Linked DNA regions of Homo sapiens: region 1 is linked to region 2. Evidence: chromatin loops called from intact Hi-C (ENCODE). Cell type or tissue: heart right ventricle. All regions are shown on one strand. Each heading gives the region's core, and the rest is flanking DNA. Links, peaks and the distances in the headings are about the cores only. Region 1 overlaps NRIP1 (nuclear receptor interacting protein 1). Region 2 overlaps NRIP1 (nuclear receptor interacting protein 1).

Region 1 (15,368 bases), core at 3,190-11,189, 52 kb before region 2:
TTGTAGGATTGGTTGTTCTAGTCTGTTTCATACTCTGGTGGAGAAAGACCTCTTTCCAAACTTACCTTTAAAAGTGCCCTAGGAGTGTGAGTAAAATATACATCAGAACATAACAGAAAAAAAAAAGGACTGTTCGTTGTTGATTTTATTCAAATGAGTTAGTTGAAAAACCAGGTTTAATGCCTGTGGGAAGTTAGTTGAAAACCAGGTTTAATGCCTCTTTTACATGCATTTCTAAACTCTGCAGAACTTGGATTTTGCTAATTTTAACACCCTAAAATATTGTTAACTTTGCACTAAAGAAGTGTGTGAAGAGACTAAAGGCTTTTCTGACTCTTGCAGTTATAAGTGCAAAACATCATGATAAAAAATAACCTATACCACCACCTAGAGTCTGTTTGTTAGTTTATTGCTCATGAAGTTTGCTTAAATTGACATGTCTGTTACAGTTCTGATATAGTCGAAAATGATTAAGAAGTACTAGCTTTCAAAAGCCCGTCCAAGAGAACAATTATTTAAGTAATAAATAGCAAGTGCCACTTTAAATTATCCGTGCCACCTTTAGAATTGAAAATTATGACATATCAAGTTGAGTGGGCTATTCTCCAAAAGATGTTAATTCAGAAGATTTTAAAACGGAGTTTTCAGTTTGTGCGCCAAGGCAGTTCTGATTGCTTAAAGACTTCTGCGTTGTTATCAGAGATTCAAGAAATCTTCCCAATCAGATGCCATTAGAACTTTTTGAAGTCCAGATGAAACAAAAGCAAAAATACAGGAGAGCATTACAACTACAGAAATTCTGGAAATTCAGAAGTTAAGAGAGAACGCAGCCCATGACAGAGTTGTGATTCAGAGATATGAAGAGTAAAATCAATGTGAATTAAAGTGATAATCTGTTTTGCTGGTAGTTTATATGTGGTAAAGCAGTCTATTAAATGAGAGACCTTAGGGAGGCAGCTTTGTTGCCATGTGGCTTATCACATTGTCCATGGAGGAAGTAATGTTCCTCCTTTAAGTGGTGTAGCCTGAGAGAAAGATGGCCTCCAAGATCTTTAATTAAATACCAGTTGAACAGAAAGAACTAGAGCACTGTATTAATTCTGTCAAACATCACTATTTTAGAACATTGAGGACAACTAAAAATGAATTAACGCATATCTGAAAGCAGAGTTTGATAGAAGGTGACAGATGAGGCAAAATATGCCAATCTAATGGAACAAATAAGATAAGGAGATATGCCATCCTTGACTCTAGAAAGATCAGAGGGAAGAAGATTATTGTTAATTGCACAGATTCTATTGCAGACCAATGCTAGAAGACAATGACATAGAAGTAATTTTAAATCAGAGTGGCTTAGGATATATGAGGTTAAAGGAATTTGGCTTTTAATTTTAAAACGTAAAGAATGTAAGAAACTCAAAAGCTCATGTTCTAACTGTTGTTTGGGAAAAGCAGTAATAGTTTGGTGTATCAGGTTAAAAGATAATTTTGCTCAGAATGAGTTTAAAATACCGAATTTTTGTCAAGGAAAACATTATTCACTTTAAATTGTGCTAGGGTCAGTTTTGCTTTTCGCATTTGAGATTGCTTGATACAATTAGTTTTTAATGTAGGTTAGTAAGAGGAAATGGTAGTCCCTTCCCTACCATTTCCCTCCCTCCCTTGCTCTCTTCCCCTTTTCTAAAATAAACACTGTCTAGATCTTTGGATATTTTCTTCCATGAAAAACTGCCTTAGTTGCAGCGTTCCTTCTTGGCTGTGGGTGGGGAGAAGTTTCTTCACTCTTGTACTTTTCCCTTCTGCCCCTTCAGGTGATTGATACACAATCAGAGTGGGTTTTGTTCTGTGTGTTTGTTTAATAACGATTTACTGTTACACGGATGAAGACTGGGAAAAAGCATTTGCCGTTCTAGCAAAGTCCTGTATACCCATGTCTTCCAACTGGAGAAATATTTTCATTAAAATAATCTTGACTACTGTTGAAAAGTCAAAGAAAATTTTCAACAAGATATGCTAGGGTCTTGCAGGATATGAGTTTGAATCTGTGAACTAAAAAGGTTCAAGTTGCATTTCCTTAAGTTGTAGTTTTTTCAGGGACTTTTGGGGGAGGGGGAATGAGCAGGCTCATCCTGTAGTATTTAGATAACACAACAATTAGAGAAATGTAACACCACTATGGCCACTAAGACTTGAGAAGGTAAAAACCAGGAGTGTCAGATGGTGAAACAGGCCATTGGAATGGAACTGAAGATTATGTCGAGAGGTTGGAATGAACAAAAAGTAAATGGAGGAGAGAGATCTAGTTTCTGTATCCTGTTTGCATCTGATGCTGAAGCAGAGACATGAATTGCTGATGGTAATGGATTCTATTCTCTTTTAGGAGGCCAGCAATATTATATAAATAGTGGTTGTTTGAGGGAGAGAAACGACAAGTTCCCCTTTTGTGCATGTTCACACTTTGTTTTGAATGTCTCTGAGATATCTTTAAAGTAGAGGATCAAAATTGGGTACCAGCATGGAATCAGGAGTTATACTTTGGAGGAAAATGAATTAATATTAGATCACATTTTCTTTAATCTTTTAAGATCTGGAATTTTACAAGGGTCTTCATCAACAGGGAAAACCGTGTTCTGAGTGCTAAAGTTTGGGTGGTGAACTGGATAATTCTTTTATAGGATCTCTGATAAAGATAAACATGTAAATAACTGCAGAAATAATGCTTTATTTAAGCACATTACCTATGATTCATGGTAGGGGGAAAATAGAGACCACAGAAACTCCTGAAGTCTTATCAGGGTTTCTTTGCAAACTATTATATGGATGCCCATCTGTTGTTTTTTCTTGAAATTTAGTGTTCAGGTTGATGGATACTGAATGTATAGGATTCTGAAGGTTGGAGTTTATTTAAAACAGAACTTTCCTTTTGTTTTACTACGAGTTATGAAATGCAGTTTTAATTTGTTGCAATAAATATAGAAACTGAGATGAGTAGGAATTTATACTAACTTTTCTCACTGTTATGGTACATACTCTATATCATGAACCTTGAAATTCAAATTGATCCCTACACTATCTTGCAAATATTACAAATGAAGAATTACAAAAGTTGTGGTATTTTAGCTTATCAAAATGCACCCGAAACATAAAATATTTTTCTTTAAGTTCTTAAATCAGAAGAATAGGAAAGAGTTGAAAATAAATGTGATACATTTTATCATTATATTAGTATTTTGTTGAAATTAATACCTTGAATCATGCTATGGATAAACATTTAGCCTAGAACTCTAAAAGTAGTATAATGTGAATCAGATTTAAAGAATTGAGAAGGCTGGCAATTCAAAAATAGAGGAAGAAAACACTCTTTGGGGTTATGAAAAAAAGGATCCTCTTAGTATTAAGATTTCTTAAAAAGCTATACACAGTTTTAAGATAGATTGTTCTTGAAGATAATGGGGCAAATAATTACCTGCTAAACAAATTATGAGTCCTGTGATTCTTTTTTTGGTTGAAATAATTTCAAGAACTCCAGCATATGTTGCAGTTTTGGCTAGAAAGGTGATTGTGACATACATCCATTCATCCATTCTCCCTCTCTCCTTCCCTCCTTCCCTCCCTTCCTTCTTTCCACTTTCAATACATAGGGCTGGGGTAGCAAAAAAAAATAATAATAGTAAACAGTTTTGTAAAACTTGATAATAGAATTATCTGACAGGGTTAATAGTTGTGTTTGAAATTCAGAGCTAGTATGGTTCACTCTCCCCAGAAAATAAAATTTTAATTTCTTACACCTCAGGGAATAAAAACTCTAAATTAAAACCCATCTTGCCTCTTTAACTTTGTGTCACTTAGCAAAAATATCTTTAAGGATGGAAAGAAGAGACCCCATGTGTCTTAAATTCCAAGTCACTGTGTGACTAAGCTCGGAGTTCCAATAAATATTAAACTAGAATTCTGCTGGGAATTTGAGTCATCCGCTTAAGCTACTCCTGGGACCAAGACAACTCTGGTTGACCTGATGTTGATGTTTATTCAGAGCTTTGGTGGAAAGGAGCCTCTCACCCTTGGACTTCTAATTAACAAAGTCATTCCTTAGTCACTTGTTAAGTGATAGAGCTACTCCTTGTTTTCAGGCCTGTAATTTGCTAAAGGATTGAGCACAACAGAGAAACTAAGGAGTTTGGAGCTTCTGCTGTTTAGAGTCTGCTTTCATTATTTTACTTTTACTTTCTTATCTAGCTATGTGAGGGTACTATGTAAAAGTCTGGTGATTTGCTTTAGATACTTAAGAGAAAAGCTTAGCTGTAGTCACATATAGTGTCTAAGATGGCTTTCCTTATAGTTACATGTTTTTAATAGTTGAGTTTGCCTATACTCTTCATAACATGTGCACATGTTAAATATGTTACTGCTTTAAAAAAGCATTTCATTAGTAAGATGGGGAATCGTTTATGTACAATATTGAAATGAGAGTAGTAGTATAATGGTGTGTTTGGTAACTAACAGGACACAATCAAAATTTGAGAATTAGAAGTTCAGAATGAAAAAAGGACTTCTCTCTTGAGGAATCTATCTAGAAGTTGAGAGATAGCAAGTGTTTAACAGAGTGTAATGATTTCTGAGAAGCATGCTTTTAAAGATTTTTTTTAAATTCCTGAATTTATGAGTTTATATTATAATAATCTATAATAGAGCAATAGATTTATACACTGGAAAAGAAACAAATTAAGGGAAGGAGAGAATACACAATGACATGGAGGACATCAAGAAAATATGTTTGGAAACATGTGAAACTCTCCAAATGGGAAATAAATATTCTTGAGAGAAATTAATCACAGTTGCAGTTTTTCTCCTAAAGGGACTGTTTGCACAATGGGTTATGTAGGCTCAGGTTTGATTTTTGAAAAACATGTTAAAAAATAGTATTCCTGTTATTCCACGTTTATTTTTCGAGTTTAGGTTCTGCTACTAAATCAAGATGATACAGATAAAAGGAAAGCCCTTTTATCTCCCCCGGCAGCATCTGTTGAATAAGGGGGTTATATTTGATTTCTAAATTCTAAAATTCTGACTGTACAGCAGTATATGCCGTTGTTGACAGTAAACAGTAAAGATTTCAAGCCTGTGGTTTTAAAAGAAGAAGAGATGATTGGGTAGAAACTTGGAATATTAAGAAGTTGTTTAGTTACTTGGCTGTTGCCTTTTCCTGTTTTGTTGGGAGGGGGAGCAGGGAAAGGAAGAGTATTGAACTTTTTGGGGCAACCGTTTTGTGCCAGACATTGTGCTGGAAGCTTTACACACATTTTGTCTTTTAATCCTTCCAGTTCCCCTGTGACATGTAGGTATCATTTTCTCTAGTTTAGAGATAAGGAAACCTAGTCTGAAAAATGCAAGAATAGTTAACTTGCCTGTGGTCACATGGCAAATTTCATTGATAATTTGATTTTCTTAAAGAATATGCCATTGTTTGAAGAAAAAACCAGTTGCCATCTGACATTCAGGAAGCCGTTAAAAAACCTTGCTCCCAACCTGGTAGCCATAAAACTCATGCAGCATTTGCAAGCCTCATAGCCTGGATTCTCCAAGACCAGGCTCTCTGGGAAGGCACATTGTTGCCAGTCGATGATTCTGCAGCAGCTTATGCTAGTTCTCAAAGCGCTGATGTCCTGCTACCTGCATTGCGCTGGAGGGAAATGTAGTCACCAAGGGCTGCCGCACAGGCTCTTTTCCCTCCAGTGCTAACTCTTCTGAAGTGTATCACAGAATTACTGCGGTGTTATTTGAGGCAGTGAAAGCAACTATGTTTCTTTATATAATTCATTGAAATAGCTTGTCATGGTCTTAAACTGAGTGTTCCCAAGGCTAGTTATGTTTGTCCACTTCAAGGAGCAGTTGTAGCAAATTCAGAACCATAGCTCTTCCTGGTTGAAAAGTTACAACTCTTGACTATTAACAGTTCTTAACATGATTTTTTTTTTAATTACCCTATCTTCACTCACAACAATTTTGTTAAAGACTATCCTGTGCTGATAAACTGCTCTCTGAAATGCAAAGAGGAAATTAACAATGTATTTGTGAATTGGAAGGAAGTGGAAGCAGAGAGATGAGGAGTAGTTGACTTTATTTTGAGGGTAGACTGTGTCAGGAGGGAGATTGTTGAGTGGGGGAGCTTTGTGGCACATAGTACATTTTTAAGTACATACCAGGTACGTTCTTTTATTGTTAAAGCCATAAGAAATGGAGTTATGAGCTTCTCCACCTCCTTTTACTTGCCTCATTTAAAATTTATGGAATTTTTGAACCTAAAAGATTCAAGCTGAGTGGTTCCCTATACACTGAAAGGTATAGTCAAATTGAAACTATATTGGAGACACAAAGATGAATAATAAGACGTGTAAACATAATATTTTCTAGGGTGCTTTGGATTTTGAGTTGCCAAATCATGTTGGAAAAGCAAGAGATTTGTATAAAAGCTGCAAAGGAAACATCTGTGTTTTGTTTAGAGAATACGTTATATTTTGGCCAAATAAGAAAAAAGAGAAATTGTCAAAGTGAACAATATGGGGGGAAGAATGTCTTCCTAAAGATCAGAATGAACTTATATTATTTCCTTAACTGATCCATGCTTTTTAAAAAAAAATGAATTAAAATACACTGAATCTATGTGAAGCCAAATATAAGGATTGAAAACAGTCTTTTTTAAATTTACCATCTGATTCCTTTCCAATATCTGGATGTTTGCTATTATTGTGGCAAGACCCATTGTTAACTGTATTGCTAAAAATCTACTTTTATCTATCCTGGTAATACTTGACTGACCTGAGTCAAAGTCACATTTTCTTTTTTTTTTTTTTTTAACTTTGAATTTCTTTTGCTTGGGCTTTCACAAATTGAAGTTATTTCATAGAATCGTTAGATTTTTCAGGTTGGAAGAGAATTTGATAAAAGCTACGGCTGCTCTGGATTTAAGCACACCTATCTTAGAGGCACCTTGTCCTCCCCCCATTTATCAAACAAGTTAGTTTTTAGATGCATCTTTTGTATGGAAGAGCACACAGTTAGTGTAGACTATAAATAAAATAATGATAAAATGCTACCATTTAGTGCTTATGTGCCATTTTCTTTCCTTTTGGGTTTCCTTCTTTATTTCTGTTTTGTCTTTACTCTGTTTTCCTTTTTATTTCTTAATATCTCATTCATCTTTTTTTTTAATTGCCAGGGGATCCATGTGATACAATGGGGTCAATAATTACTTATCTTCCTGTAGTTTTTGTTATTGCTGTTAAGTTAAAATGCCCAAAACAGTTACTATCTGCATTTTACGGAGGAAGAAATTGAGTCCTTAAGAATTTAAAGACGTTTTGAAAGTCATTCAGCTAGCAGTTGGGTAGACCTAGGATGGTCAGTCAAATCTTGATTTATTTCACACTTTTTTGTTTATTTTTGTCAAAGCAGTCTCAGAAAGAGGGGTTTGTGTACCAGGTGTTAAGGAATAGTTAATAACCTTTGGTGATGGATCCCGCAGTAAAATCCAAGCTAACCCCACAAAGGGATCTATAATAATAAGAACTGGGTCTTGAGACATGAAACGAGAATTGGCTGGCTGCATCACTTTTGTTCTAGTACCTTATTTTCTTCTCATGGTCTTCATAAAAGTCTTAGGATTTGTTGAATATTCTAGTACTTGAAATGTAATTTCCAGGCTGAGAATTTAAAAAAAGAATAGTACAGTTATGTACATGTTCATGCAGTGGCATTGTTTTACATGTTACGTACATTTGGAATTTTATTTAAAAAGAAGTAGGGAGACTTGCTATTTATTTGCAGACAAAGAGAGCCAGATACCTTTAGTTGACCAGAACACTCACAGGCCAGCTCTACTTTTTACTGATGAGTAGTATTCCAACACCATTAATGTAGGTGGTTGGGTCTGTTGGTTCAACTGGAAACATATCTCAAAGTTTATGGACCCCATTCCTCTATTCTCTTGAGAAAGGTAACAAATAAGATGAGGGGGCACTGTGTGGACCAGTGGTGATAATGTGCCATGAACCAAGTGCACGTTGGTCTACACCCCTAGAAAAGAGAGCAAGAGAGAAGAAACCTATGTGTAGACCTTTTCATGGACCACACACTGGCCACGTTCCTGATGTTGGTGAAACAAATTGGAAAGGAATATTCTCCCTCATGGGACAGTGGGCAAGGGAGTTTGTAGGCTTACTTCTGTCCCCAAGCCTCTAACAAGATCAGATTTTCTTTCACAGTTTTGTGTACGCCCTGATTGTAAAAGTTAAACTTGTGTTATAGCTGTTTTCCTTGGTAGAACTCCATGAATAGGAGCTTATTCATCAGTGTACTGTTGGTCCTGTAAGTGTCTGGCACACAGAAGGATGTCTATAAGCATTTGTTAAATTGAACTGTACCAGTCCCAACCACTGGCAAAATTTGGCACAGCAGTAGAACCTTTATGTATTTATGCATAGCAGTTGTTAATTATTATGTGTAACTTATGAATAATGGAAGCTCTTCCACGTTTTTTCTTTAGTCTGTTTAAATTAGGACTTTTAAAAGGAACAATATTTTTTCCTTAAAATGTATCTTCTTCTTTCCAGGCATACTAATTATGAGGGAAAAAGTGAAACTGACTGTTATTGACATTATAATTAATTGGTACTTGAAATAATTTGTTTTGTAATATTACATTTCTTCAGTAATACGCAAATTATATTAGAAAACGTTTAGCAAAATCTTTGGGGGCAACATTTTTTTTGTAAGGAAATGAATACAAATATTTCTGGAGCCTACTAGGCAGTTTCCTTAGCATCACTTCCTGTAGTCAAAGGGACCCGCCAGCTGGGCACACTTAACTGCCTTGGATTTGACGGCTTGGTAAGGTGGAAATCTTAACATTTCACATCCAGAGTTCATTTTGGTGTGCAGTAACCTTAAAAGTTAAGAGGGTATCAAGAACAGTTGATGATTCAGAACTTGGTAAGTTATGGGATTAAGTAGTATATGAAGCCCATCTATGTTTTAAAAATTAGGATTTGCTCTTCACTGAAGGTGAATTTCCTGACTCTTTTCTAAGAGTCATATTCAACTACATTAATAACTGCTGGTAAGAGACAGAAAATAAAATTATTTTGAAATGGAGCTCAGAGATTTCTAGACGAGAAATTTATTTTAAAATGCTAATAGAAAATAAATTATATGGATATATATTTATAACACTGATTTTTAACAGATGCTCTTAAAATAACTTTAACCTAGTTTCTTGCTTTGTGAAGACAAAGTTGTTTGTTGTTTCTTTTTTGTTTAACAAAGGTAACTTCATGAGTATTTGACAGTATATTTCTTTTGGCTCATATTTCTGTGTATTCACCTGCTTGTAAATCATAGCAAAAAGGAACAAGCTAATGGACTAATATATGAAGTAAAAGGGCAGAAAAATGAGCACATTTACTATTTATGCACTGTGTTCTACTGTGTGCTTTCCTCCAGTGCTTACTTATCCTGAATTCCTGAACAATTTTTTCCCTCATTGTTCATTAGTGTCAGTCGGTATGTTATAGAAATGTGTGAATTTCTATAAATTAGTTGTGAGTGTGAATTTCCCACTGTTGGATTCCTCAGCAGACACCCAAACTTAATTTTTATTTCATGAACTAAAAGTTGTAGCTAAGGCATGACATCTGATCAAAATTAACACTATTATCCTTTGCAATGAAAAGGGTGAATAAAACTAAAGTTCCTGGTAGTTGCCCCTGATACAAGTGTTTGCTTAGCTTTGACCATACATCTATCTATTTATTTTACATTTTACACATCCATGGGTATTCCTCCCGATAATGCCAAGGAATGCTTTCCTTTGCAGGCATCATTCTAACAACACAAACACATTCACTGTGAATTTTAAACTCTCGTTCTCTTTTTTCCTCCTTTAATAAATTATCTCATTGAGATTATTCATTGTTTTGGCAGTACTCTAAACGATCTTGCTTTTGCAAAATCATTGTATATTCTGTTTAATGGCATGTTACTTTAAAACTGTAAAGTTTAGGGTTGCTAAAGGCAAAAGCTGACAATATTTGTTAATATTGAGAATAGGTAAAAATGGGCCTTTGGGCAGTCAACAAAAGTAAAATTAAAATCTGACTTTAAATCTTTTGAAAATCTAAAATTAATATGGATTTCTTTATACCAATCAGAAATTCAAATTTTGTTTTATGTTACTGATCTTTAAGTTGTTTATGTGTCACAGTGAGAGTGGTAGGAACCTTTTTTTTAATTGTATGAAGTAAATGGAAGGAAAAATAACAGTATACATCACTGTGGTAAAACTATCTTTAATGATAGCATGTTACTTTGGACTACGTTTTGTTTTATTTTACAGTGAATTAGGAAGTGTTTTTCATTGTGTTTTTTGGAATTCTGGTAAATGTGAGCAGCAATTCATATGCATATAGGTGTAAAAAAGACGTATTTGAAAAGATATGCTGCGTGAATTTGTCCAGTGAGGATAAGTAGCAAGTTGTAATTACCTTCTGTAGTTTAAGTCATTGGCTGTATTGAATACTTCAGTGAAGTATCGCGGGGGAAAACTGTGGTTGTACATACTACCTTGTGAGTGTTGCAGGATTTAGTAGTTCTCAATGACCATTGTTACTTTTAAAAAGGAAAAAAAGTAGTGAGGGGATAGGATAGGAAGTTTTGATGTGTGGGAGGGGAAAGGAATCATTACTTCTCAGCTGCTGAAGTCGCAGTTTATTTTGTTTTAGGCCTCTTTGCATAGCATATTCTAGAGGATGGCGAAGGATAATACTTCGGGGTGAAAATGTTAGTATCCTTAACATACTTCCGGGTGGTTTAACTATTAATCAGAAGCACCATGGAGATTAAAGAATTGGAGCTAGGGATTAGATAGGTTTTAGTGAGGCTTTGCCACGGAAAAGCTATGAAATGGGTGAGTCATTCAACATCTCCTTGCTTCAGTATCAGCGTTACTTCGAAAGTGAGGTTTTACTTTCAAATGTATTGAGTATCAGGGTGAATAGAACTTAGGGCTGAGAGGATGTCCCTTATGATTTTTTGAGCTTGGCATTTAATATTTTACAGCAAAGTTTTTAGCTTAACATAATTGAACTTGTACTAGATAGGGTTAATAGGCTAGAACAAAAGGTCAAAGCATAAGGCATTAGGCTTAATTAAGGGAGAGCAGGAGTGGCAGGAGTGTGTGACAGTTAAATGGGTTTCCCACAGACTAATGTCGGTTACAGTGCAACCATGCCTCAACTTAAGTGGGTTATTTTGTGCAAAGGGCAGCAGTGATTAGCAGTTTGACATGCCAGACACTTCTGGCCAATCCCATCTGTTTTAGAGGTTAAAAAAGCACACCTTTATGAGCTGATGGATTGATTTGTGTGCCCGTCTGGTAAAGATTAGAAGTCCAAGGCCAATGCAGTAAATGTCAGTTATAGAGTATTATACTTTCTTGGTTGGCTCATTGTTTTAACCGTCAACTGTTTTATAATGGGGGATAAGTGCTGTTTATGGTGTTGAATGCAAGATAGGTGGGGGAACAGGTGAGGGAGGAAGAAAAATATTTCCTAGATGGACTTGTGAATCAAAATATTCTGTAGCAGGTGTTCACATTTTAAATGGAGTGTTTTTGACCTGTTCCTTACAGTTTCAGTCACATTGTTCTTTTCTGAGTGTTATCTGAGCAACACTGCCAGTCCAGGATTTAATTTTGCATACAGAATTGGTAGGTTTGTTTATTTAGGTACCTCTTTTTAAAGGTGTAATAATTTTTTATTGACCACCTGAACAAGGGAAAATAAAATGAAAATGACACACACACGCGCACACACACACAGAGTTCTGTGTTCTTTTATGTGGTCAGTCAGGTGCATGTGAAAAGGAGACCCAGGAGGGGCTCAGGAAAACAAAGTTTATTATACTCATGAGTTCTCGGAGGCACAGCATGCCATTCAGGGCCACATGAGAAAGCCCCAGTGTTGGTCTAGGGGCCAAAGGGGCAGGAGCTAGAAGAGAGACCGGGCTGCAGCCGTTTCTGGAGTATCTGTGGGAAAGGCAAGGCAGGGCGGGTAACCAAGTTTAGGATTCGCTAGTTTGCATTAGCTGTAGGTAAATGCTACTGCTACTACTACTAATAAGCTATAGGTGTGTAATAATAGTAGCTTTGAATAAGTTATAGGTATACAGGCTCTAAACTGTAAGAGTGATCCCTAGTTTGCCTGGTAGATACCAGGCAGGGGAATATTGCCTCCTGGGTGTATGGGTCAGGTAGAGGAGGTATCGCTGTGGATTGTTTAGTTTGCATGTGAAAGGCACGCTGAGTCCTTTGCCTTCTCTAAGCGTTGGCTGGCCCCTAGAGGGGCAATCTCTTCCCAGCCAGAAAGGAGTCAAAACCATCATAATATACAGAAAATAAGAAACATAAACAATACACACATATGTACTTGCTTTAAGGGTAGGATTTACTGTGGTCACGTGAGTTTGAAGTGTGTTTGAACTTAGACTCTAACCTATTTCTTTCTTCATTGAAAGTTGTTAAGTGCGATGCCATTAGTATAGTTCATTTTCAGTTCTGGATTGTAGCTCATTTAAAGATACACAAATACTACGTTTTGGTTATAGAAATTGGCTCCAACATATTCTGAAATTCAAGGAAAGGGAAGATCCCAATATTATGTGTATGAAATCTTCAGACATTGTCCTCATAATCAGTGAACTTAGTAACATAAAGCATTGATTGATTCTTTTGGGATAGGCAGAGAGAGAATGTTTGAGAAAAACAAAAGTTATCTTAACAGATTATATTCTTCCTGAGGTTTGAGTTTAAGTAGAAATGTAGCCAAGAACATTGGAAACACATTGGAAGGTTCTGATTGGTCTCAATAGCTTATCCTTGTCAAAGAATAGGAACCAAATATTGCCTGTTACCTAGTTACACACATATATTTCATGTCTGACTCTGAATTGTTTCTTATAGAAAGAAAATTAAAATACCAAGATGTGGTCACTGAAAGTTATATGTAGATAACAATAGGAATTAGTATTTTATTATGTATATGTATGCATTTATTTTAAAACTAAGCTAATCCAAAGTGAATTGGCTTAACTTATAAGAAGACATTGAGAAATTTTATTTCTCATTTACAAAGGACAAAGTGACATCATGTATTGAAGTTTTTTAGGAATATATTAATTAAATATATGTCCATCTGTGTGTTCTTTGTGGAGTAGCATCTCTTGAAATGATTTGGATCTAATATAGATTTACGTAAGAAAAGTTTTGCCCTTCTCTATAGGGAGAGAAAATGAAGAAGCATGAATTTTATAATATCATAGCTTTTTTTTCATTAAATCATTTGTAAGTTGCAAAAGATTGGCTTGAGTAGTGTAAAAGTGCTTGGATAGTAAATTAAATGTGAGAGATTTACCTAATTTAATGTGTGGAAACTGTTTAAATGAATCTTTTGGTGATGTTGTATTAAACCTGAAACAAATACTTCACAGTCTGCATATGTACTAATATTATAAACATTTAAAAAGTACCCTAAATCCTATTCTTTTGAGTTCCTTCTCTTTTCTCCAGTAACTTCAAGTGCCAATAATACCTTGTTTGTGTTACAATTGCATTTTACAAAGCTAAAGGGAAATAATTTGTAGGGTTAACTTTTGTGTGTGTGTGTTTTGATATACTCTTGAGGTTTTGGAGAATACACATTATCCCCTGTAATCTATGATTGTTAATCTGTCAATCTATTGTACCTCTTTTCTTTTATTAATATAGTATTATTGGATTTGAGACATGTAAACTATGCTTCTCTAAGCAAATTAGTTGAATATATTCGTGTTTAGGTTATAAAAAATGAAAGCAAGAACTCTTAACATACTTGGCATCCTGTGTTTTAAATTCTTTTCCTAAAACTATAGCTTTGTAACCTGAATATTAGGTGTTAGAAATTTTATAAGACAATGGGAAAATAATGGCCCTATATTGTATTTTGCTTCTAAATGCTATTAGGGTATAGAATTGTTCTTTATTTAGGCAGATTAATTTTAAGAAGAAAGCCATAATATATGATGGACTTATTCAAATATATATTTTAGTGTTATTTATATATTTGTAAAATGAATACGTGTGTGTGTGTATGTATTTGTATGATATATTTTAAATGGAGATGTCTACACCTGTTGATTGCATTAAGCATTTAGTATCCCCTAATGAAGGATGGAAAAGGTGCTGCCACACTGTCTAAGTGGATCATTTCTCCTTGGTAAATTACACACATTCTACTTTTTTGTATTCTGTGACCTTGCGGTCAGTGACTTCAGCCCAGAATAGTTTCAGAGTCATGTAAATGAATGCAATTAAGGTATTGCCTATCATCTTACATAGTTCAGATGGAACCTTATTGGATAGAGAGGTTTATTTGCTTTATGAGAAAGGTCAAAATAAGGTTAAATTTTATTACATAAAATGATTTGGTAATGTTTTTATTTAGCTCCTAAAAAAGTAATGTCCTAATAGGAAATGATAATGCTTTTTGTTTTTCCTTTATCACCTGGAGGTCTCTTCAGGTTCTGTTTGTTTTTGTCTGATTATAAACTCTATTTTGAGGAGATGCCTTCTGTCGACTAAGATTTTGGGAACATCCTGCCTGTAGTTAAGATTCTAGATATCTTTGACTTATACACTTAGGTGACATACCCTGTTAATGATGTAGGGTAGCTTTGGTGTTGCTGATGTGTAGGCATACTTCATTTTATTGTGCTTCACTTTACTGCTCTTTGAAGATAATTTTGTTTTTTACAAACTGAAGGTTTGTGGCAGCCCTGCATTGAGCAAGTACCATTTTTTCAACAGCATGTTTTCAGTTTGTGTCTTTGTGGTCATGTTTTGATAATTCTCACAATATATAAAACTTTTTCATATTATTATATGTGTCATGGTGATCTGTAATCAGTGATCTTTGATGTTACTATTGTGATTGTTTTGAGGTACCATGAACTGTGCCCATATCAGCCGGCGAACTTGTTCAGTGTGGTCTGACTGCTTTACAGACTGGCTGTTCCCCCATCTCATCTCCCTTTCCTTGGGATTCCCTGTTCCTTGAGACACAACAATATTGAAATTAGGCCAATTAATAACCCTATAATGGCTAAGTATTTAAATGCAAGGAAAAGTTGTAGGTCTCTTACTTTAAATCAAGAGCTAGAAAAGGTTAAGCTCAGTGAGGAAGGCATGTCAAAAGCCAAGCTCTTCTGAAAGCTAGGCCTCTTGTGCCAGTTCACCAAGTTGTGAATGTAAAAGGAAAAGTTCTTAAAGGACATTAAAAGTG
Region 2 (15,368 bases), core at 2,679-10,678:
AATCTGGGTGAGTTGTCCTAGTTGGAATTAATTGCCGTAAACCAATTTGGCCTTCTCACTAGTGTTTTCCTGGCCTTGTGGATAACCCTGGTAAGAAAATCTGTATGCTTGGCTCAAATGAATCATTGTTAGTTTCCAGCATTGCTTCCATCCACTCTTAATTCCCTTTCTCACAGCCAGCCATCTTCGTTCAGAGTCTTATCATTTCTCATCTGGAGCTCTTGTGCTGGCAGGCCTGTTTACTGACATCCTTGTTCGAGTCTTTTACAACCACCAGATCTTCCTAAAACTCCAGCTTGCTTGTGTTACTTGTCTGATCAAAAATAATGTAGCAATTGCAATAGCATAATGAACATAGAAAAGTAATAGACCTTCCTTAATCCTAACTTACTGTTACTATGGGAAACATTAATACAATTAACATTTTTTTAATTTGGTATCTTTAAATAATTGACTTTTCCTTAAGTCTTTTACTTAGTATCTTAATTGATATAACTTACGTTGTTTGGGGAGGAAGATCCCTACTAGACTAAGCCTCCATATCAACTCAGATTTTATAAAGTCGCTATATGCGAAGCCTCCATATCAACTCAGGTTTTTTTTTTTTTCCTTTTCCATGAAAGGTTTCAAATGAAGGAATCAAAATAATTTTAAAAGTGTTGATCAAACTGTCAATACACTTTCTCTTCTTACACAGACCCTGGTCTTTTTTCACTGAAATTAACTGTTGTGAACCTGATAGTCTCCTTGATTCTCTGCTACATTTGCCCTTCAACCATGTGGCCTGTGGTTTGCATATCTGAAAATTTTCTGATTCTAACGTCAGAGCTTATGCATTTTATTTAGATAACTAGAATTTCTTCATTCTGGATTAGAGGTATATGAGTAATTTTCAAACCTCGCTTGCTTCCTTTTTGCATTTATTTATTTAAAAAAATGTTCATAGTACAGTCTATGTAAGCTTCTAGCTTGAAGCTTTGTCTCCTGCTGTTGCCGCCCCTCTCTGCACCTCCTCCCCACCTGCCATCTTCTAGCCTGTCCTCCAAGCTAGTGCTTCTCAAAATATCTGCAGTAAAGGCCAATAATTTGTTTGTCTGTTTCTATTTTATTTTTTTTAGTAACTCACTTTTATTGTCTTTTTAAAAAGCTATATGACAGAAGTTTTTAGCAAGACTACAAAATCTAAGTCCACATCTTTCATCATTAAATTTAATTATAACTTTTATAGAACATGCCATCAAATTATTTTGTCATGTTCTATAAAAGTTTGTCATTACTGGCAATTTTTATTCTTGGAGGTGATTACTTAAAGTTTCTAGAACATACTCTATGCCATTGTGCTTCCTGGACTGGGCTTATGGTCCTCCTACTTTCTGAAGAATACTGAAGCTTCTTTTCTAATTGAGAAAGCCTTGTTTGTCCCTAGAGTCAGTTCACATGCAGCCTCTGTAGAGAACCTTCACTAAAAATGGTGTTCCCTGCCTTACCACTCAGTCTTCTTCCAAAAATTGTGTCTTTCAGTGCTTTCTCCACTTTGTCCATGCCATCTTTTTAGTAGCATCTCACTATGTTGTTGATCTGTTTTTTCCCGATGAGATTGTGAGCCCACTAAGGGCTGGTTTATCACTTAGTTATCCTTATAACTTCAGCTCTTAACAACATAGCAGCTTCTTTATAAATATTTGTACATTTGTTACTCCTTGTATGGTAAATTCAGAATAATAACGACTCTAGAGATGGGAGATTTTTCATATCCTCCTTAGTTTACTCATCTTTTTAGAAAGTTCTTTCTTTTCTTTCCTCGTCTTGGTCTTAGGGACATTCTGCACAGAGAACAATATTTATCTGCCATAATTATAGTGGAAATTCTTGAAATTAGAAGAGATTATGTTTGAAGAAAACCAACATTGTACTTTTCAACTATTAATAGCAGCAGCTTTCAAACTTTTTGCTTTCAAGACAACTTTATATTCTTAAATTATCAAGGACCCAAGAGAGCTTTTATTTATGAGATTCATATCAACTGATGTTTATCATATTAGAAATTTAAACTGAGAAAAAATTTAAAACAAGAGTTACACAAGGATGCATTCCATGTATATAGCCTCTAGACAACTCTACTGTACACTTATGAAGGAATGATACCAAAAGCCAGATAACATTTAGTAGTATGAAAGTAGTCTTTTCTTCATGTGCCTCCTGAATGGGTCATGGCCACCCCTGGCATCCTTGGACCACCCTTTGAGGACTGCTGTATTATGGCAATTCACTTGTCTAATTGCGAACAGAATCTTCTATATTTTTATTCCAATAATGTTAACCTTGCTTTTGTGTTTGTAGACTAATAAGTTTTTTTTTAATAACTGCACGGTGTATCATATTACCCACTTTTCTATTAATGTCTAGACCTAGAATGTGCTGAAACTTACTGCCAGCGTTGGCTTGGCAGCTGTAAGACAGAGATGCTTACTCAAGGAGAAGTCATTTTATTTGTGGATACTCAGTAAGGTCATTCCTAGTTTTGCCCTGTCAATTTTCCCCCTACCCCGGCTTTCAAGTCCTCTTTATGATTTGTGTACCTTCTAATACTTCTTCTACGGTGATTCGCCCAACTCTAGAGGTTTGGTCGTTTAAAAAAGTTTCACAAAATGAAGTTGATGTGTTATTTTGCAGGATTGAGTAGGCTTCCCCTCAAGTCTTTCCTTCTCTCCTTTGTGTGACCTTCCCCTCCACTTGCCTCAACCTGATCCCTGATGCTGGCGGTCCTTTTCTGAGAGTACAGTCTGCTCTCTGGCAGATATTTACTTGGCCCTGGTGACTCCTGTTCTGTTTTACTCCCTACTCTCTTACCTTGGCTGATACTCTGTTAAATTCTTTCTGAGGTCTCAGCGGGACAGTCAGTCTCTAGAGTATCTGACGACGCTCTTCAAATTACATTGGTGCTGGGTCTTCCCTGAGGGTTCTGGGAATGCGTTGTGTACCTTTCAGCTGGATCGGAATACCAAGATGGCTGCTAGTTCCGACACTTGATTTACTGACAGCTTCATACTGTTTTTACTCGTAGTGTTTTTATTGTGTGATGATGTCATGCAAGCTGGAATTTGAGGACTTGATATCATTATGAGTGATCATCTAAAAACATGAAGCTGATAGAATGTTGGGTAGTTTTTATTTTTTAATTCTGTGTCCTAAACGTAGTCGGGACTCAAGAAATGTTTGCTGAGTTAATTTTTTTTCTCATTAGCGTTGGATAGAACTCTTAGCTCCAAGAACCACATTATAATTTAAGTCGGACATCTCTGTCTTATAGCCAAGGGAAATACGCTCTCACACTGTTCTGAAAAGGTACATGTCACTGTCTTAGCAAAACCCTTACCTAATACTTAATGAAGGTTGATAGTTCAAAGTACAAAATTCAGACTTCAAACAGGATCTGATTCTGCCTCTTTAAAGCACCCCTGTAAGAATTACTACTTTTTTGAAACTTTGTAGAAATCATTTTTTTAGCACAGTGTTTATCAAACCTAGGCTTGAGATATAGTAATTATTTTTATCGTTTTTATCTTTGATTCAATAAAGTTGCTATGAAATAACACCCTATCTTATAGCACTGTTTATGTTAAACAAATTGGTTTTTAAATATTCAAAGCAGCCTTCATTGTTTCCAGAGCTGTCTTTTTCTTCAACTCTCCTGCCTTTGCCTTATTTTGACCATGGCAGTGCACTAACTGATCTACAGTTTCTTCTTCCCTCCAAGCTATCAACAACTCCCATAGCTTCTGGTTTTGTTTTTCTAATATGCTTTTAATAATACCATTGCTTGTAAGGAAACCCACCAGATAAAGGCCAGCTTCTTGGCATGGCCTTGATTCAAAGTCCTTGGTCCCAGTTGCATTTCCAGCCTAATCTCCACTCCCATTGGACTACCACACTTCCTGTGTCACACTCAGCTCTTCCTTGCCTTTGAGTGCTATTTCTGGACCCTAGAATGGCTGCCATTCTCTTCTGCCTGGCTAGCCCTTACTCATTTTTTAACCATCACTGACTACCACCTGCATGTGTACATATGAACTAAAAACCTGGTTACAGCCTATCTGTGTTCCTAGAGCACTTTTTACATATTTCAGTCATTGCATTTAGCACAGTATATACTCTCTCTCCTTTGGCACAGAGACTAAGGAAGAAAATCACCGGCACTGTGCACTCTCGGGTCTTATTTACTCACTAGGTGTTATTACTCTGTCCTTTTCCTGTCCTGTTCAGGAAAACATACCTGAATCCAAGTGAGTGAAAGTGTGGTTATCACCCAAGTTATCTTGAATTTATTTAGTCTGTTTTTTTAAAAGGGAATAATTTGCAACCTCTTAGACCTTATTAAATTCTGTACTTAACACTAAATACTTACACTAAATACTCTTTAGAACTAATCATGACATACCTTATATCTGATGATGACAAACCAGCATGTTATAGATGGAGACACACTGATTTTAGCATATATTGTGATTTAAGCATTACAGCTGTTTGTTCCACCAGACTATTTATTTCTTGAAAGCCAGGACTATTTTATTCACCTTTTTCCTTTTGTTGTTCTAGAGTAATGATTTAAACATTTGCCTACTTTAGCTACTAAATTAAATTTTGAGAGCATTGCCAGGGAAGAATCAAACACCCTCTACTGGCATTAATACTTTCTCTTTTGGCCCATGCACTGGTAATGCTAAAACATCAAATGTCATGCTGATGTTTTTATAACAAGACCGAGATTGCTTTACCTTGTTTTACTTGTGTTACTCACTATTCTAATGATTTTTTTTTTCCGTCTTAAGAATGTATTCATCATGTTGGGAATAAGAAATTTAGTAAACATGCTATAATGTAATTTTCCTTACCTGTAATTTTAGTAAGCTATATGCAGTATGCGTGAAGTTTGTGACTTAACCAACTAAAACCATGTATTTTTTTTTAAAAATGAAAATTCTAGAGATAAATATTGATGGAAATATTTTTTAGTCTTAACCTGTGACTGTGCTACAAATCTGAAAGATACAAATAGAGCTTTAAGTTTTACATTCACTACACTGAAATATAGTCAAGAAAGAATTCGACCTGAATTCTTTAATAAGCACAATGGAAGGGTTGTTTACTTTTGAGAACTAATAACTGCCCCATTCTTTGTGATTGTCTGCTTACATAATTTGTTATAAAAGAATGCTTCTAGGTAAACCCTCTCTCCAGAATGCTGGTGGTTTGTTCTATTCTGCTTGGGAAGGGTTAAGAGGAGACAACATCCTGTCAAAGACCTTGTTTTTAATTTTGCTTCTCACACTGGCACAGATCCTGCTAAGAGCAGCCCAGATTAGTTCGGAAAACCTTTGAAGAGATTTAAGATGTCCTTCAGCCAGTTTGAAGGTTTTTGTCTTGCAAATCCAGTACAAGGGCGCCTGCAGGCATCTCGACCCTTGCTGTGCTGCTGATGCAGCTCAAGGTCACACTAACCCGCCCTGTGACATTCAACAACAACAAAAAAATTATGCGGTGAAACTGCCTCAGCGTTCAACCAACCAACAACTTCCTTTAGTGAGGAACTGAGGAAGAAGACTTTTTTACCCCCCTTTTTCTTCTTTGGGGGGCTCTGTGAATTTTTGCTGTAGGAAATAATCCCGGATTTCTGGTGTGTGTGATGACAAGGTCATCTCTTAATTAGAACACATGTAAAGAACAAAGCTAAATGGCTTCAAAACAGCTTTGTAGTTGATGGAGAGGATTTAAATTATTTAAAGAGATAGTCACCCATGTATGATGGAAGCTGAATTCTAAAGGCATTAACTCCTTCATTCCTATCTATTTGTCATTGCTTTGAATTCCTTATGTCTGACTTTAGAGGGTTGCATTCTAAACTTAAGAGAATTTATAAATGCCCAGTTTTTAAATGATGAAATATAATTTATAAATCAAATTCTCAGATAAACTTTTCATGGAGAAGTTTTCTCCCCATGACATCTATCTCCTAGAAACATTATCACATGGCTGGACTTAGGAACTAGGAGTTACACACTTTTCCCTCTGGCAACTGTGATTTATTTATAATGTGTTGGAGGTGGGTGAGTAAAGTGCTTCTTTATTGCCTCACCTTCTCTCTTCCTCACTTTTATCCATTTGTGATTTAGAAGTCTAGTTAAGCAATTTTCTCCTGCCTCTTTAGAAATAACAGCACGTATCATTCAGGTTTCTCAACTTTCAAAGAACTGATGTAGGAAGACCATCTTTTTTCTATGGAAAAAAAATTAATCTTAGTTAAAAATGGACTTTAAGAAAGTTGTTTCTGAACATGCATGACATTTTAAGGCACAATGAAACCATGTCCATGAACACTCGGTAGCCATATTGGATCTGCTCCCCTTGGTGGGGCTTGTTTCCCCATGTTCCTCCTTCACTGCCTGCGAATGTTAACTACCAAATAAATTAGTTGGACAAAGTCCAAGTGCATTGGCTTTCTGTGCTTGAGACTTAATGTATATCACCTCTGCAGGATTGGAGCAGAACAATCTAAGAGAGTAATTTTGTGGTTGATATTTTCTTTATGTGTATTATGTATAGAAGCACACATGGCAGTTATTTTTTTATCCACAAAATGACATTGTGTAGAGAAAGTTACCTTCAACATTATGATATTAGCAAAGCAGTTTTCTCAGAATTTATACCCAGTTGCTTTTTGACTGAAGTAGAATCAGGACAAGTACAATATTTTAAGTGTGATGATTTAAACTGATATTTTGGATTTTGTGGGCGACACTTAAGAAATTTGTTTGAGGGGATAACATGTTGGACTGTGTGAAAACAAGTTAGAATGAACTAGACTTATTATTCTGAAGGATTTTTCTCCTATTGAGAAACAATTTTGGGGGTCCATGAAATGAAAAGGTGTGTATATTAAGATACATATTTTTAGGTATGGGTATTTTAAAGATCTCAGGTTTGCAAAAAGAAAATATTGGAGGGGAAATCTATATGTGAGGAAATGGTTAGTGTGATTCATTGCATCCTGCCCTTGCCTGGAGTCTGGTGTGCCCTAAATGTCATGTATGACCCAAGCTCACCTGCTAGTAATTTCTAATTTACTGTCCTAATTCATCGATTTGTTATCACTAATTGTTCTTCATTTACTTCTGTGTAGTTTCCAGTACCTAAAGGGTTGAAAGGTTGCTGTAATTGGCACCCGCAGCTGCTCTTTCTTTTGACAGGGGATAATTTTGCAGCCTATGCTTTGTGTGACAGCTGCCTAATTGGGCATTCTCCCCTTGTAGCAAGCCTGCCTCCTCCAGCCTCCCTGCTGACAAATGGTGGTGGATTATAGATGAGGACACGCTGACCCGTTCGACCTTGCTGAGACAGCGGGGAGGGGCCTCCTGCTACTTGAGGGAAGCTTTAGGTCATTTAGAGGACAAGGTCATGAGCCAGGTGGAGAAATGACATGATATAAGATGACAGTAGCCTGATGACATGGTCAGTGTGTCAAGGACAAATGCATCAGTATCGATTAAACATTATTGCAATACTTCATTGAGTCCCTAGTATTTCTTAATTGTTCCTACTGATTTTTTTTAAGAAATAGAAAAAGTGCAAAATGAGACACATGTATTTTAGCAGTGTTAAAGCAGTTGTTTACATGAAAACAGAACGGCTTAGGATGCCTCCTAATAAGTTTCTTCAGTTATTTTGAGTATTTTGTTCTTAATTTTTGCCTAGTTTGCAGCCCCTTAACTATCAATACTTTTCAAGAGTTATTTGAAAATTAAGGCAGGCAAATTAAAATGTGGCAATGTATGTTGTTAAAAAATATTTAACAACTTCTGTCATTCGCCTACTCAATGACTGGCATACCTTTTCATATTTTGAATAAAAGAAAAATAAGCCAAGTGAAAATGTCTAATTGAAAAGAACACCAGAACTCTAGATTTATAAGATTAACCATACCACCGTGATGCCATAATTATGAAGTGTTAAAGGTGCTTTTTAAATAATTGTTGAGACCTGAAAATATTTTTCAAATAGCTTGGGATTATTCATAATGTAAATACTTCAAGATACATGAAAATCTTTTGTATGTCTTATTACTGGTAATGCACATACTTTTCTTGGTAAAGTAGACTTGAGCTATTACAATATATTTTTAAGTGTAAAATCTGAAGAATCCATGCAGAGTCTATTAACCCTATGTTAATACCTGAAATGATAAATTCATGTAAAACTGCGCTGGATAGTACAATTAAGAAAAATGCCTAGTTTTAAAAATGGTTAACAGTTGAGTACAAAGAAGACTGATCATGATTCTCGTTTCTGGAAAAACAATTGTTGGGCACTGTTGAATCTAAGTCCTCAGTTCAACAGGAGGTAATTTTATGCCCCTGAGATTAAAAAAACGAGGCATGGTAAAGTGTGATGAATTAGTTCACCGAAGTAGACACATCTGTATTTTCATGGCACGTGTGTGTGCGTGGGTGCGTGTGTGTGTGTGTGTTTAATTTTGACCATGCTGTGCATGTGTTTAGCTGCTCTCAAACCCTGACTCAAGCTTGGTGGAGGTTTAATCCTGTGCCCTTGTACACGTATACTTGATTAGTAGTTGTGGTTATCTCAGCAGAAGACATACCGCCCTCCTCCTTGTATTGGTCGGGACCTGGGCATTAGGGAGTCAAGGCAAAGGAGAAAGAAAAGAGATTTTACATTAGTATTCTATGAAAGCCTTACGGTCTGCAGAACAAATTGATTACTCCGGTGTACCTGTGCTTGGCACCACTGCTGTGAGAGAAAGGTAGGGCCGTAATCTGTTTTATTGTATTGCATATTGTGACACTCCAGGAATATTCAACATGCGCTCTTTCTAGGGCACGTGCTGTAAGTCTAAGTAAAGAAAAAGGAAATAAATGAATGGAGAGTATGTGAGAGCAATGGGCTACAGCTTTGTTTACTTCAGTCCAAGAGAGTTCATTTGAATAAGATAATTTTACTGAAAGCGTCACCGGGAACATAACCTGATTGATAATGAAACCCTGTAAAGTGTTCTGAGGCACTAAATCTGCTTCCCTGCTTGAAACATGTGAGGCAGAGATGAAATTCAAGCTAGTACTGTAAGATTTTAACCATCAGATGGGAGCAGTCATGGAGGTGGTTATGGACATAGTTTAGAAAATTATTTTAAATTATCTTCAGTACATTATATTCTTAAAGATCCTATATAACATGGTGCAAAGGAAAGAGATTTTCATGAAAAAAAGAAAAGAGGTGGCCACTACACCACCTTGAACTATATTAAGAAATTAAGAAATGTGTTGTTTACTTTATTCTTCTGCTAGCTTGATTTGCATAAACATTATACTGTTTTATTCGGTTGTAGAAAAGGAAATTGCATATTTCTTATAATTTTTTTTAATTCTGTGATTGTTACTCAAATAGAGACTTGTAGTGTACAATTTGGGTTATTTGAGGTTACTTAATATGAAAGGAATAAATGCTTTAAGATTTTATAAAGTGATTAAAATATCTGTGATAGGGATTAGACTCCTGGGCATTTTTAGGCATTCTTAAAATGTGGTCATAGCTGCACTTTTTCGGTTGTGTATAAATCTGTACTGCAAGGGGAGAAAAGAAATTCCTCTTGTCCAAGCCTCTTGCCACATGTGAACTGCAGGTGCCCTTTTCCCTCTTCTGTCCCCATCCTGATCCTTCGATTACAATCAGAACACTTGATTTAGGAGAGAGAGGAAGCAAAATACCTCATACTAATACACTGATGAAATGAAAGTTGTTTCCTATTGTTTACTTTTGTATTCTTGAAACTAGTATATAGCTTTACATTTTTTAGATTACATTTCACTTCCATTTAAATGTGTGAATAAGTGTTCTGTATGTAGTAATTATACATCCTGAAGACATTCCGGAGATCTGTATAATCACAAGCTATAGACATTGGTCTAGACTGGCTTGCAGATACTTTTATAGAAAATGACCAAGTGAAGAAGCATTTTTAAGCACCTGTTAATAATAAATATATCACTCTGTGACATAAAAACATTGATTAAAATGAACTATTTGAGGTCATATTGTCTATAAAGGGGATGTTTTCAAAGAACTTTGGAACTCCCTTACAAAATTCAGACTATTAAATTTTGTTTCAATTGGATATAGGCATCAAAATTATTTGTACTGTATTTTTGTACACCTAGTTTTGTGGGTTTTTCTCTATTGAAAAAACATATCAGAAATTGTAGAGGAAAAGTAAACTATGGAACTAAAAATCAGAATATTTTATTTTTCAGAATTAAACATGTTCTTTAAACTCTTTTTACTTACAGTTTTTGATTTTGTAATTACTTTACAAATTTTGAAGATTTTAGAATCTTTCACTTTCTCAAAAGAAATACATGGCATGCACATGGTTAATAATTAGCCAAGTAAGATGGGGAAGTTAAAATAGGTTACCAAGTAGAGAAAATTGATATTTTCCTTTTTTTTTCTTATTTATTTATTTTTTGATGGAGTGGAAGATTGTTTTAACAGGAAAGGACTATATTTTGTTTACCAAAGTATCCACAGTGCTTAACACTGTACCTGGCATATAATAACTGCTTAATAAACATTTGTTGAACACATGAATAAGGAATCCTCAACCACCTTCCCCTCTCACCCACCCCGATACATTCCTTTCTTCTCTCTTGGCTATTTGTGGTTTCAATCTGTGCAGTGTTCATGGTAGTGAGTTTTTACATGAGTTGCTCTTTTGAAAGTACTCTAGGTATTGAAGAAACAGGAATCTCTCTGAATGGTGTTTATGGAATTGTTTTCCAGTCAGAGTAGTTCAAATGACTGAGTCTTAAAGTGTACTTCTTCCAAATGTGTGCTTTGAGTTCTTCTTCCCTTCAAATTGCCTCTATTCTTTCCCCTCATATGCAGATCTACTGTGTTGTTGAATTTTGTTAAGCTGTGAAATCTAATTCTTAGAGTTTCATCTTGTCAGTTTAGGTACATTATGCTTATTAACCAATATCAACAAATTATTTTAAACATCCAAGAAAATCACCAGTTAATTTTAGTCAGATATATCTAGGTACATTAAACTATAGAGAAAACAAACATTTGACATGTTATTATGGCTATTAATTTAAGCCATGAAATGGAAGACATTCATGAGAACAACTTTATGTGGGTGATACTTCCCTAAGTTCAGTAAATGAGCATGCAGTGTTACTTGGTATCCAGTGTTAGCTAGGCTTGGACTGGAGTTCTTGAGCAGTAGGAACCTTAGGAATTATTATAAAGAGTTCGTTTAACTGATGAGAACACTGGGCTTTAGGCAAGTTCCTACTTAGCCACTGTTATAAAACTGCTTAGGACCTGAGCCAGGGCTAAAACACAAATCATCTAGCTTTTAAAAAAGTGATTTTTTTTTTAACCTGGTATCAACTCTTTGTTCAATTTTATGCTTCTGAAATAATAATTGTTACGTTTATATTAGCCAAATTTTATTCCTGTAGCTGCAGTAAAGTTTATAACCAAATAGAACATAAATCAAAGCAAACTCATACACACAGAATTTTCAATTGCTCCCTATGGATGTGGACTCAGTAGACTTCCATGCCAAGAATGGGTGACAACATATTTAGTATTATGAAGAAAGGTATTAAAATTTGAGAAGAAAACTTTACATAAAATTACAGTGGCCAGGCATAGTGGTTCACCCCTGTAAGCCCAGCAGTTTGGGAGGCCGAGGTAGGAGGATTGCTTGAGCCCAGGAGTTCAAGATCAGTCTGGGCACCATAGTAAGACCCTATCGCTACTAAAAATTAAAAAATTAACTAGCTACTTGGGAGGTTGAGGCGAGAGGATTGCTTGAGCCCAAGAGTTCAAGGTTATGGGGAGCTGTGATTGAATTACTGCACTCCAGCCTGGACAACAGAGCACGAGCCTGCCTCTCTCTCTCTCTTTCTACGAGAGTTCACACTGGAATAAACTTGTGAATACAGTTGACCCTTGGACAATGTGGGGATTAGGAGTCCCAGCCACTGTGCAGTTAAAACATTTGCATATAACTTTTGACTCCCTCAAAACTTAACTACTGATAGCCTACTGTTGACCAGAAGCCTCACCAATAACATTAAAACAGTTGATTGACATGTATTTTATATGTTATAGGTATTATATACTGTATTCTTATGATAAAGTTAGCTAGAGGAAAGATGTCTGAAGAAAACTATAAGGAAGAGAAAATATATTCACTCTTTGCTAAGTGGAAGTAGATCATAATAAAGGTTTTATCCTCATCATCTTCACATTAAGTAGGCTAAGGAGTTGGTGTTGCTGTCTCAGGATTGGCAGAAATGGAAGAAAATTTGCTTATAAGTGGACCCACACGGTGCAAGCCAGCGTTGTTCAAGGGTCAACTGTAGCACATCACAAACACGTTATATAGTCTGTTGACATTTGGTATCTGTGGCAGTGTTTTCTTTAATAATATAGTCATGGCTTTGCAGAGGAAGGCAGCCAATTGAGTCTCTTGCCATGTGGGGACCACCAAGGGGCAATGCTTGCCTCCTTCAGTGATAATTAAATGCTGACTTTTCAAGAAATTCAAGAAATATTCTAATTCAGATTGTTCATGGAGAGATTAGACTCCTGGGATTGGAGCTGTGGTTTGCAGATAGGTCCCAGCGGTACATGTCAGATAAATATTCAGGTTAAAGACTGAGAAGGTCCATCCAAAATTCACATGCCTAGTTCAGGGTGCTGACAGACTTAGCTGTAGGTGGGTCAGGCCTTCAACCACATGGGCTACTCATGACTTGGTTTTATTTCCAGTAGAGAAATGAACAAGGAACTAGAGAAATGATCAGAAAGCCAAATTGACCAAACACAGAGATACTGGAGAAGCTGCTAGACAGTAGCAGTGTGGTTTGGAGACGTGGCTGTCTCATGCTCAAAATTAAGTTTATAAGCTTACAAGTCATAGGGATGGTGGTAAAGTGTTTCTAACCCTTTCCTTCCAATTACTGGAAAATAAATCTCCAGGCCTGGTTCTTTAGTTCAACAGTTGGGCAAAGTGTGCAAGCAAATTATTTCACCTCTTTACACCACAGTTTCCCCATCTGCAAAATGGGGATTATTTTAGTGTCTTCCTCTTTAGGTTATGAGGATTAAATGAGAAGACAAATGTATAATACCTGGAGTATATACAAATTATATATAAATTGTATATATAAATATATTTATGTGTATATATATAAATATAAAAATATATTTTTTCATATATATTCAAGGATAATATAAATGATATATATAATGATTATTTTTGTGGGTTTGTGTGTCTACGTGTAAGATTACCATGTCTTCTACTGACGTATTTTTTTATCCTGCTGTTAATAACAGACGACTTGACTAGGTAACCATAATATGGGAGCTGTATCCAACCATTTATGTCTATTTTTTACCTATTAATTTATTCTCAGTTTTTAACCTAGATAATGGTCTGTCACTTTAGTCATATTTTTTCCTCTCCCAAAGTATATATTCTTTGTCATGATCAGTTATGTGATTTTTATTTGTACCGAATTTATTAAAATATGTATCAAAAACTGCATACTTGTCAGTGATCACCTTTCCACTTAAAAGTATAATATGTCTGAAGGAGCTGTGAATCTCAGTTTAGAATTACAATAAATGATTTGGAAAATGAGAGTTAAGAGCAGAAAAGGTAAAATTTAGTTTGTTTAAATCTTAACTAAACCTTTATCTTTCTTCAAATATCACTCATAGTTTCCTTTTTTCTCCCTTTAATTGTAAAAATTTATTGGCATTTAGAGATTTTTTGTAGATCTGTAGGAGACTGGGGTGATCTGACTTTAAAAGTCTGAATGCCGAATGAAGAGCAGTTAACACAGTGCTTTTCTCAGGAAGGCAGGAAAGGGAGAAATATCCGAAATGCCTTATGATTTGATTTGAGTTTAAGTGAAGTTTTATTTTTTAACTGGATAGTACTTATAATTTTTAATAAAGTGATTTATTTATCTTTATACAAGTGTCTTGAAAATAAGGATTTTTCAAAAATTATATCATGTAAGCATCTTTATTTGGTTTATAATTTAAATAATTATATATATTTATTTATTGTTTTCTTGTGCGTATATTATGCTCCCAGTTGTTTCTGAATATTATGTTAGAAGTGGCCAGGGAGCAACTAAGAGTAATGACGTGCATTTATTATATTTAGCAAAAATTCGGTATCTCAGATGTGCCCATGGTGAACAGAATAAAAGTGGTCCTTGTTCTCATGGAGCAATAGTTATAGTCTAGTGGTGGAAAACAGGACATAAACAAATATTTGAAAAGCAAGGAAAGCAAGCACAAAAAATGACAGAATGAGAGAAGTCCTAAGACAACTGTGATCTCCGAGGTGCTCTGCTAGGGAATAAAATGGGGAGACTGTTTGCCTAAAGTCATTGGGAAAGACGTATCTTAGCGGGTGATATTTAAGCTGAGTTTGGGGAAGGAGGCAAAGGAGGCAGCCATAAGAAAGCCAGAAAGAACTTTCTCAAAAGAGAGAACCACTCACACAGACGCCCAAAGACCGGAGAGCACTGTTGGTGTTCTGGGATCCAGAGAAGTCTGTGTAGCTGGAGAGCTGTACTGTCCAATGAAGAAGCTACGAGCCACAAGCCACATGCAGCTTTCCGGAATGGAGGTAGTCTGTAGGTGTAAAATACACACCAACTTGGAGGAAGGACTTAGTACTACAAAAAGAATGTGAAGTATCTTAAGAATTTTATAGTGATTTCATATTGATACCATGGTATGTTTTGTTAAATAAAATATACTCAAATTAATTTTACTTTTTTTCAACTTTGAAAAAGTGTGGCTACTACAAAATTTAAAGTTGTATTGGTGGCTCCCATTACATTTCTGTTGGACATCGCCTGGCTGGAGCGTAATGAATGAGCAAAGGACTAAATGATGCGAGATAAGGTTGGTCAGATGCACTGGAGCCAGTTGATGCAGAGCCTTCCAAACCATAGAAAGGAATTCAGACTTTATTCTTAAGTGAAATAGAAACTATTATGAGTTTTTAGCCAAGAGATTTACCTTTTACAAAGAGCATTGGCTGTAGTGTGGAAAATGTGTTGGAGGAGGGCCAGTTAGGAAGTGAGTACAGTAATACACACACACACACACACACACGCACACACAGCTAAACCAGTTATCACAACAGTTGTCAGACAAATTTACATTAAAAATAGTCTCTCTAATCACCAGTGAGTTTCTCAGTCTTATTTGACAGAATTTCCTAGGCTATAGTTTTACATATATAAGAATTCTCT

The links. A loop is a pair of places that touch in the nucleus more often than their neighbours do. Peaks named below come from ENCODE experiments on the same cell type or tissue, not always from the same donor. Only the 100,000 strongest peaks of a DNase experiment are listed, where the experiment ranks them.
Region 1: it touches region 2 in a loop (1.8-fold over the local background); 25 of 110 quality-filtered maps call a loop at or near these places.

Annotation. Positions count from the first base shown.
Region 1 is chr21:15,047,777-15,063,144 of GRCh38, reverse strand. The region is part of intron 1 of NRIP1 (nuclear receptor interacting protein 1); the gene reads left to right. Among named protein-coding and RNA genes, the nearest start is that of NRIP1, 9.5 kb to the left of the region's middle. RefSeq lists enhancers at 4,203-4,252, 5,628-5,677, 5,898-5,947. In heart right ventricle, for the core only: no CTCF peak of the experiment used is centred there; no DNase peak of the experiment used is centred there; H3K27ac peaks cover 3,294 bases.
Region 2 is chr21:14,995,627-15,010,994 of GRCh38, reverse strand. The region is part of intron 3 of NRIP1 (nuclear receptor interacting protein 1); the gene reads left to right. Among named protein-coding and RNA genes, the nearest start is that of NRIP1, 62 kb to the left of the region's middle. RefSeq lists enhancers at 2,977-3,146, 5,041-5,976. In heart right ventricle, for the core only: no CTCF peak of the experiment used is centred there; no DNase peak of the experiment used is centred there; H3K4me3 peaks cover 636 bases; H3K27ac peaks cover 2,211 bases.